2 separate regions of the Homo sapiens genome follow, and region 1 is linked to region 2. A link is a loop called in an ENCODE intact Hi-C map of the cell type or tissue named here. Cell type or tissue: endothelial cell of umbilical vein. All regions are shown on one strand.

Region 1 (5,000 bases), 130 kb after region 2:
TCTTGGCTCACTGCAACCTCTGCCTCCGGAGTTCATGTGAGTCTCCTGCCTCAGCCTCTCGAGTAGCTGAGATTGCAGGCGCATACCACCACACTGGCTAATTTTTTGTATTTTTGGTAGAGATGGGGTTACACTATGTTGGCCAGACTGGTCTCAAATACCTGACCTGGTGATCCGCCCTCCTCAGCCTCCCAAAGTGTTGGGATTACAGGCGTGAGCCATCATGCCCAGCCCTAGGTGACATCTTCAAGGCATTATATCAACTTATTTCCAAATAGTAATGTGCAAATTTATAATATGTTCATTATTAATGCAATAGATTGATCTGAATTAGTTGACTTTTAACTTTTCTCTGGCATTTCCAGACAATAAATTATTAGAGGTGCTAGCATTCTAACATCCTGTAGACTGATAGACCCTAAAAATAAACTAACATGTTTACATCTTGAAAGGAATATTTTATAGTTTGGATGTTTGTCACCCTGAAACCTCATGTTGAAATGTGATCCCCAGTGTTGGAAGTATGTCCTGGTGCGGGATGTTTGGGCCATGGGGTGAATCCCTCATAAATGTCTTGGTGCAAGCCTCAAGGAATGAGTGAGTTCTCTCTATTAGTTCCCAACAGCTAGTTGTTAAAAACAGCCTGGCACCTCCCTACTCTCTCTCTTGCTTTCTCTTTTGCCCTGTGACCTCTGCACCTGCCAGCTCCCCTTCGCCTTCTGCCGTGGGTGGAAGCAGCCTGAGGAGGCTGAGGCTCTCTCCAGATGCAGACGTGGCCATGCCTCTTGTACAGCCTGCAAAATCAAGAGCCAATAACCCTCTTTTCTTTATGACTAACCCAGCCTCAGGTATTTCTTTCTAGCAATATTAAATAGACTAAGACAAATACTACTGACTGCCATATGCTTCCATTCTTTTTTTTTTTTTTTCTTTTTAAGAACTCGCATGTGGTAGAAACTGCTGTGATTTCTCTTCTGGTTTTGTTTACAGAGGTGCCAGAAGAGATCACTGACTGACCCTCAGCTTTTGTTAAGTAAGTTACTCTATTCTCTGCTTTCTAGTTGGTAACTGTAGCAATAGTGAGGTCAGGAAGAGGCTATTTATCACACTACTTTTCCAATTCATAGGGTGATTCTAAAATGACCAAAAGTTAGATTTCTAGCTTTTTTAACATAATTTTGTTTAGCTTTTAACTCCCAAAGTGTAAGACTAGTCCTCCATTGTTGAAGTAAGAGCTTCATAGTATCTTTCAGCATTATTCTTTAAATACTTATATTGCTTAACTTGCTAATAGATATTATATTTCAGATCATTCCAGGCCTCCAAAAAGAAGTAGCATTTACTATCCTGAAACACACATTTCTTCTCAATCTATTGCAAGTTCTAAGTATCTCACTTACTAAGTGTCTTCCATATAGGTTTCTCTTCTTGAATCTATTAATAAGGAAATGCACTGAAATGACTTAAAATTGGCCATTTTAAATCTAAAACGTATGCCGCAGTGTGGCCTAATTGAAATATTTAGCATTTATTCATGCTAGTTTTTCTTAACACTCAATTTTTTTGTAAGGCATTCTAATTTTTCTTTCATTCCAGTCAAATAAAATTACAACCAACCAAGCCATGGTATTTACAGTATCATTGCTTGTAAATACTTGGAAATATGTTAAAATAACAACTAATATATATATTATATATTATTTCTAAGATAAGTATATATTGGATATGTATATATCATAGAAATTGTCATTTATAAGATCAAAGTAGTCATCAATTTCTATTTTCAAATAATGGTAAGTAAAACTAGGTCCTCTGTATAGACAATAGAATAAAATATGCAGCTAAAATATATAAAAATTGAAGTACTGATGAGATAATTTCCTGTTTTCTAAAGGAAGTATTACTTATTGTGAGTCATTTATTTCTTAAAAATAGATCTCAAAACTTGCTTTTCCATCAAGGTGCACTTTCCTCAGCTGAGTCTGGGCACAGTCACTTCCCACCTAGATTACATCAGTAGACTCCTAAATCCTCACCCTGATTATTCACTTGTCATCCTCACCCAATCAGACTGCAAACAGATGTGAAAGTGATTTTTATAAAAATAAGTCAAACGAAGCCACTCTCTGATTAGAACCCTGCAGTGACACAGGGACTTGTGCAGCGTGATCTGCTGGCACCCATTCTCCACCCCTCCTGTGTGGCTCTGCCATGAATTTCATGTGTGCACCTCCAGCCTTCTTTCCACATCGTCACTACTGTGCAGCAGAAAACAACAGTGGTCATGTCTGTTGTTTTCAAAATGCCACTCGGCCGGGCGCGGTGGCTCACACCTGTAATCCCAGCACTTTAAGAGGCCAAAGCGGGTGGATCACCTAACATTCGGAGTTCGAGACTAGCCTGGCCAACATGGTGAAACCCTGTCTCTACTAAAAATACAAAAAACTTAGCCAGGCATGGGAGCAGGCGCCTGTGGTCCCAGCTACTCGGGAAGCTGAGGCAGGAGAATCACTTGAACCTGGGAGGCGGAGGTTGCAGTGAGCCGAGATCACGCCAAAGCACTCCAGCCTGGGCAACAGAGAGAGATTCCGTCTCCAAAAAAAAAAAAAAAAGACTCCTCAAGAATTATAAGCAAACAAAGCATTTAACCCTACAGAGAGAGTGGGGAAAAGTTTACAAAGAGAACTGGTTTGATACAGTTTCAATCGGGAGCATCTTCCTACTGGAGAAAGGGAAACACAATCAGAGTAAATGACTGCTCGGAGTTCCTGCACCATGTAGTTTTTAGAGTTCAATTTTTCTTCAGCTAATTCATCACAAGGATTTTGAAATTTAAGATAAAAAATGAAGAAAATAAGTAATGAGAGATTTAAGTTAATTAAGTAATAATAATACCAGTCAACAGTTATTTGGTTTTTACCCTGTTATCAGGCTTTGCTGTAAATGCTCTGTGTGTATCAGTTCGTTTAATTCTCTCACCATCCCTGTGAGGCGGACTTGCGCTAGTTATTTATCTGCGGTCTCTCAGCTTTGGGGCCATCCTATACTATATGTGCTTTGATGCGTGTCCTGGGAATTTGTGTATTACTCACACCCCTTCACCTATTGGCTTTTTGTTTAGGTTCTGCCAGTTGGAGGCCCTTTATTCCCCAAATTCTATGGGGCATACCTGCTTCTTGAGGATATTAATCTCACTTCCCTTTAGCATTATTGGCTTATTGATTTTTCAGCTTTCCCATAACTGAATGACCAATTTCCAATGTTAGATTTCCTAAGTGAAATACCCAGAGTGGTTTCTGTTGACTGTAACCTAACTTTTGCAGTATTATCCTCATTTCCATTTTACTGATGAGAAAATTTAAGCACAAAAGTGTTAAGTAAATTTCCCAGAGTCATAAGCATATTTATAATATATATATAGCTTTTAAGGAATGTTAGAAATAGTATATAATTAATTATATATATATATGCATATTTTTTTCTCATCTGCAGCAATATAAAACATGTTTTTATAAGACTAGGGAAATCAGAAAATAATCATGATACACATTTTGGATAAAAGATTCAGGTTACAAAACAATATTCATAGTGGAATCACCCTCTTGTAAAAAATAATATATCACATGTTCATGCATAAAAAGAGACTATATAAATAGAAAACTGTGCAGTAATTATAGCTTAATGATTTTAATTTTGAATTATGAGGTAAAGAAAGACAGCCATGTGAATAACACAAATTTATTAGCTGGAGTGGCATCATTTTCGATTTTTTTTTTGTTTTGAATCTAGTATTTGATTTTTTGTATTCTCTAAATTTTTCAATTTATTAAAGATGTAACAGGAAAAAATAATATATTTTAACATGACTTCACAAGAAATTTATAACAGAAATAGAATAGAATAGAAATAGAATTTTATAACAGAGAAATTCTTTGTGTTGCTTATAGGAATATCTGAGATTGGTTAATTTCTAAAGAAAAGAGGTTGAATTTGCTCATGGTTCTGCAGGCTACACAAGCATGTCACTGACATCTGCTTAGCTTCTGGGGAGGCCTCAGGAAGCTTCCAGTGATGGCCTAAGGCAAAGAGGCCATTGCTGAAAAAGGAAGACAAAACTTTATATAACATATGTTCTCAAATAGGTAAAATGCATAGAACATTTTAAAGAAAATATCAAAAAATATTAATAAAGGAATTTCATTATATGGGAATACTGTGGGAAGCTTTATTGTATATTTGTACTGTGCATTATTCTGGGAAGCAATGAAAACTCTGAATGACTACTCAATTTGTAATACAACATTTTATAGTAACACAGAGTTTTATAGTAACAGAGTTTTATAGTAAATCAATTGTATTCAAAATATCATTTTTAAGTAATTTTTATTTTTAAATAATTATTTCTTGAAGAAAATAGTTATTTTCCAGCAAACATATTTTAATGCAGAAAGCCAGAAAACATATTTAGTTACATTCTTTATTCCATGGCCACTTTGCCTATTTTAAATACATAAGTTTTCTAAGTTTTCTGCTTTTTGCCACCACCACTTTTAGGCACCAAAACCCTGTTGACAGTGTGCACCCAGTTGCAGAAGCACCCTGTGCTGGCCCAGCCTCATGCAGGGCAGTCGAAGCTAGAGAGCTCCTTCTTTTGCCATCCCAAAGCCCAGGGTGCTCATGGAAGTTGCTGCCCAGAGGTGTGTTGACTTCCTCTGTTTCTCCTATGCATTCTGAGGTGGCTCAGAAATAAAACGCAGTCTTCATAGTCTGTACAGGCCTCTCCTCTAGAGAGGAGTTCTGCAGTATGTTCTTGCAGAACGTACCTTGAGTTCTGCAGTACGTTCTGAATGAATGAATGAATGAATGAATGATGGATGAACAAGTAGACTTTCAGATAAATTTTTTCACTTAATCAGGTAGGAAGCATAAGACTCCTAAATGAAAAAAACAAACAAGGTAACACGTCTAGAAAGAAGGAATTGATGAATGTTTTCCAGCCC
Region 2 (5,000 bases):
TGGCTGCCATGGAGAGGACTGTGTGTGTGTGTGTGTGTGTGTGTGTGTGTATGTGTGCATGTGCATGCATGTGTGTCAACTAGACACAGGAAGAAGTGGGGGAATAGGTAAGTGCCTAGTTGATGATGGTGATGTGGTCTAGGATGGTAATAAGAGAAATGGGGTAGCTACCCCAGTGTTTATAGATGCACATGTAAATATATTTATCCAAGGTTTTAGGTTGTAAAATATAATAACGCATTCCCAAATACTATTGCCTTGTCAGAATTCCTTTTTTTGTTTATTCCCAATTATTTGGATTACGCATGTATATTCGGGCTAAACATGTACTCCCAGAGAAATGCAGCCATGGTCATGGCCTAAAGAGGGAAGAAAACCAGGTAAGACCCTCCTTACAGAATGATGTTAGGTTTATTTGTTTGTCATGTAGTCCAAAAGGAGAGTTTACAACTATACTGCTTCAAGCAATCAAAAGACTTCTATGTGATTTTTTCCTCCCTGCATGTCATTTCCTTCTCTAGGCTGTGCAAAAAGAAAGGTTACACACACTTTAAAGATGAATACATCAAACAATTACAGCCCTGAATAGTCTCATGCACTAATGATGGGATCCTAAATTAGTTTAATATTTGGGGATGGCAATCAACATTTAACAGAAGGTTAATAAGATGTATGCTTTTTGACAGAGTCATCTTGCTTCTAGAAATTTGCCTTAATAAAATAGTAAAGTACATTTGAAAAAAATTAGATGCAAGATATAGTTGTAAAATATTGGAAGTAAAGTAAGTTTTCATGGTGTGGAATTGAATTAAAATATTCCACTTGTTAAAATTGATAATGGAATGTTCAATACTTGATAAAATGTATACAAAAATCTTGCTAAGCATGCTAAATACATTAAAGATAGTTTTTATAAAAATTTATACAAAAGTATAGGTAGATAACTAAATAGATAATCTCATTACTGTTGTATGAATGTCCCCCAAATTGCATGTGTTGAAACTTAATTGCCAATTTGACATTATTAAGAAGTGAGGCCTTTAGGAGGTGATTAAATCACGAGGGTACAATTTCATGGATGAAATTAGCAACCTTATAAAAAGTTGGATGGGGTGAGTTCCCTCCTTTCATCCCTTCCACTGTGTGAATCTATAGCTTCTGTCCCCTCAGAAGGATGCAGTAACAAGGCATAATCTTGGAAGTAGAGGTTAAGCCCTCCAGAGACATTAAACCTGTTGGCTCCTTGAACTAAGACTTCTGAGCCTTCAGAACTCAGGGAAATACATTTCTGCTGTTTATAAATTACCTAGTCTGTGGAATGTTGTTATAGCGGCACAAATGGACTAACACACACACACATATACACGCACACACACATACATATATGTGTGTGTATATATATATATATATGCATACACAGACACAAAATTTTTTCTTTTTGATATTTTATTTCAACAAGCAACATCTATTTTGCTGTTAAAATCGAATTATAGGATTTTTAAACAAAATATATAGTAACTTAGTTAAAATGTTGTTCTTCATTGCCTTTCCTGTAAATTTTAAAAAATCTGTCTTCTCTGAGTTAGAAATAGCATTTAACTCAAAAATCATAAAACAAAACAAAAATTTATTTTATCTGCTCTTTCTCTGATTTCAGTTTTTTTCTTAAATTACACTCTTTGATAAACATTATCACTCTGTTCTGCCTGTCTTAGCTGTAGAGCTTAATTACCACCACTTTTTACTTATCTCTCTGGACATTCCACTTTTTTCTGGTTAAAAATAACCCCTTCTTTCCGTAATGAATCATTCGTAATGAGTACATTCCAAGGTACTCATTGCTAAGGTTTGTCTGAAAGCTATTCTTGAGAGTTTGTTTTTTGAGAGTCAGACTGGCTTTTTCCTGACCCAGATTTCTTTTATTCAACATAAGCTTTGCACTAGGCTGTCACTAAGCAAAGGAGAGTCAGGCAGGACCTGGGCCTTAGGGTTACAGATGGCTTGTGGCCCTGTTTCCGCATTCATTGTATTCTGCATTAAGGAACTGGTTAAAATGCAGGGTGAACTGGCTCTGCCTCAGCGTGATTTATACCACAAACATTCCCTCCTGTGAATAACAGCAATCAGTCCACAGGCACATGCTTCTTACACTTCTCCAACATTTCTTGTCCTTTGTACCCATAGAAAAGTAATGCCATTAAAGCTTGTGTGTTGCGCCTGTGCCGGCAGAGACAGACGCTGGCAAGAACTACTGTTCAACAAGCAATAATGAACAAACCCCACATGCGTCAGGTTTATTGAAGTAGGCAGAGTGAGAAATTTGAGGTTTGAGTGACAGGTGTGTTTAGTTAATAGAAAAGATGCATTATTTAACTTTTTAAATCTTTTTTTTACAAATCATATAAATGTAATCAAATTTTACATATTGAATTCTCTTTTCTCAGTAGTGTACAGCATCCGTCTTCGTGGTTCTCCACCTTTTCCAAACTGTGGGTGTTAAGGTACTGAGAAGTTAGTGTGCTCATTATGGCAGTGACACATGGTGTCTGAAGAGTAGTTTGGAATACTATACAACCTCTGTCATCATTAAATTTGCATAGATTTAGTTCTGCATGTAACATGCTTGAAGTATCCTATCGATTGCTCACATGAGTTTCCACATTGACACTGAATGTGAACATTATTGTTTTTATGAAACATTTAATTAGATCTACTCAAAGTATCAAAAATTACACAATTTAGCTCTAATTACATTTTAAATATTTGTTAGTCATAATTCACCTTTGCCTTTTTATTATAAGAAGCCATTTTGAATATTAGAATAAAAAAAACTTTGAAAGCCTATATAGAAGCTTTTGTGTTTAATAACTGTATTTTAAAAAATTCAGGCTGGGCGCGGTGGCTCACGCCTGTAATCCCAGCACTTTGGGAGGCCAAGGCGGGCAGATCACGCAGTCAGGAGATCAAGACCATCCTGATTAACATGGTGAAAACCCGTCTCCACGAAAAAATAAAAAAAATTAGCCGGTGTGGTGGTGGGCGCCTGTAGTCCCAGCTACTCGGGAGGCTGAGGCAGGAGAATGGCATGAACCTGGGAGGCGGAGCTTGCAGTGAGCCGAGTTGGCACCACTGCACTCCAGCCTGGGTGACAGAGTGAGACTCCGTCTTAAAAAAAAAAAAAGTCAAATTTTGTACATTTTGAATATATTTATATTTTTAATCAGTTTGACCATTACTTTCGAAAGAAAATATTATGTAAACATCACGATAAAAATTACATAATTTGTAATGTTACAGTGGAAGTAGAAGAAACAAATTATACGTAGGAAACATATATAAATGTATGAATTATCTGTTTATTAAACAAATAATTATTTGGTTACATTTATATTTTAACTATATTTTATTAATCAAATACATTATATAAGTTTATTTTATTAACCAAGTTTATTTTATTCATCCAAACCTCTCCTGCCCATAACAGAACACCCAATGGCAATAACAGCGGTTGGTATTTCAGCAATTAGAGGTCACATAAGTATAGCTTTGCATCTAGTTTTCAATTTGTTAATATACAGCATTTTTTTGCCATTCTAGTAGGGCAAAACACTTTTTATTTAGCAGTTTATCAACTCGATTAATCTTTATTTTAGTTACACGGTGTGTGAGTCTTCCTGTGTCCGTTTGCTGTGGACACTGGAAATGTGAAAGTTTGTCTGTCTGAAGAAGGCCCTGGTGACACAGCAGCAGCCTCTCCCCCAAACACTGGAGCTGGATTTAGAGCTGGCCAGTTAGGGAGATTAAAGTGAGCATGGTACTTCAGAGTCAAGCTTGAGCAGACAGAAAATAGTGGAAGTGGGGTAGAAGGCCCGCAAGCTTGGCATTGCTGGAGTGTGATGTGGAAGGAACAGTGCAGCAGAAGACAAAAAAAGATGTAAGTAGGCTTGACTCAGTGCAGCTAAGAACCCAGATGTTATCTTGAGGGTGTTAACTAACAAGGAGTTTAAATCAGAATGGCACATTCTGATTTGTTTTTTGTATGTTCACATTTGGCAGGCATAGATACTGTTTGAAGAGAGGAAAGTCAGTAGACAGAGGTAACAAAGTTAGATATGTGCCAAGTCTAGAAACAAGGGACTAGGGGTATAACGACCTTTCAAAACAAAATGCAAGATTTGAAAACTGATTGGCTGGGGGATGAGGAAAAGGCAGACCTTTAAGTTCAATCCCTGTTTTGCTTTAGGTTGTTAGGGGGTGGTTTTATAACATATTGTAGAATATGTCATTTCAGTTTTGAACGTCTTGAGTTAAATTGTCCTAACATATCTTAAGAATTTGATTTTCTTCCGTGGGAAGCTAATATTTCAAAACCTTAAAGAGTATAGATTTCCAACTTGTATCCAATTTATAAAATTATCCCTAGGCTGCTGATTTCAGGAGGAAGCTCATGAATAGTCTATTTGCAGACAATATATCAGGAGTTAACAACAGCTTCAATATTTGTGGGACAACCAGTTAACTAAGCCACCTCTTAGTGTATTTAGATGGAAAATCTTAGCTGAAGATATTAAATAATGAACCAACAGTGACTAAAAAATTGAATATTTAAGTATATTTCATTGTAATGAATTTGAATCTAAGTAGCCATATACAGCAGCTAGTATTTACCACATTGAACAATGCAAATTAGAGGAAAAAATTAATAACCATATCTAATACCACATGCCAAAATCCTCATAAATTTATTCTAGATAAAGGAGTTCATCAGAAGCAGCAACTGAAAGCACCAACTAAACCAGCTGGTGTTAATTCACTGTCATTCTCTCAGAACCATCTCTTCTCTGAACAAAACAAGTAGAAGAGTTAATTGTGAATCTGCATTTTCCTTACCGGTTTTAAGCTTTTGATGTTGACACTAATTTGTGAAATCCCTCCTGTGGTGTGATATTTCATTTTACTTGCTATTTTGTTAGGAAGAGAATGCTTCAGCTCTTAATTTA

The links. Peaks named below come from ENCODE experiments on the same cell type or tissue, not always from the same donor. Only the 100,000 strongest peaks of a DNase experiment are listed, where the experiment ranks them.
Region 1: it touches region 2 in a loop (8-fold over the local background); 2 of 110 quality-filtered maps call a loop at or near these places.

The regions. Positions count from the first base shown.
Region 1 is chr7:53,245,205-53,250,204 of GRCh38, forward strand. No RefSeq gene overlaps it. Among named protein-coding and RNA genes, the nearest start is that of POM121L12, 210 kb to the left of the region's middle. In endothelial cell of umbilical vein, no CTCF peak of the experiment used is centred here; a DNase peak (open chromatin) is centred at 1,987; H3K27ac peaks cover 625 bases.
Region 2 is chr7:53,117,773-53,122,772 of GRCh38, forward strand. No RefSeq gene overlaps it. Among named protein-coding and RNA genes, the nearest start is that of POM121L12, 85 kb to the left of the region's middle. In endothelial cell of umbilical vein, no CTCF peak of the experiment used is centred here; a DNase peak (open chromatin) is centred at 1,979; H3K27ac peaks cover 2,908 bases.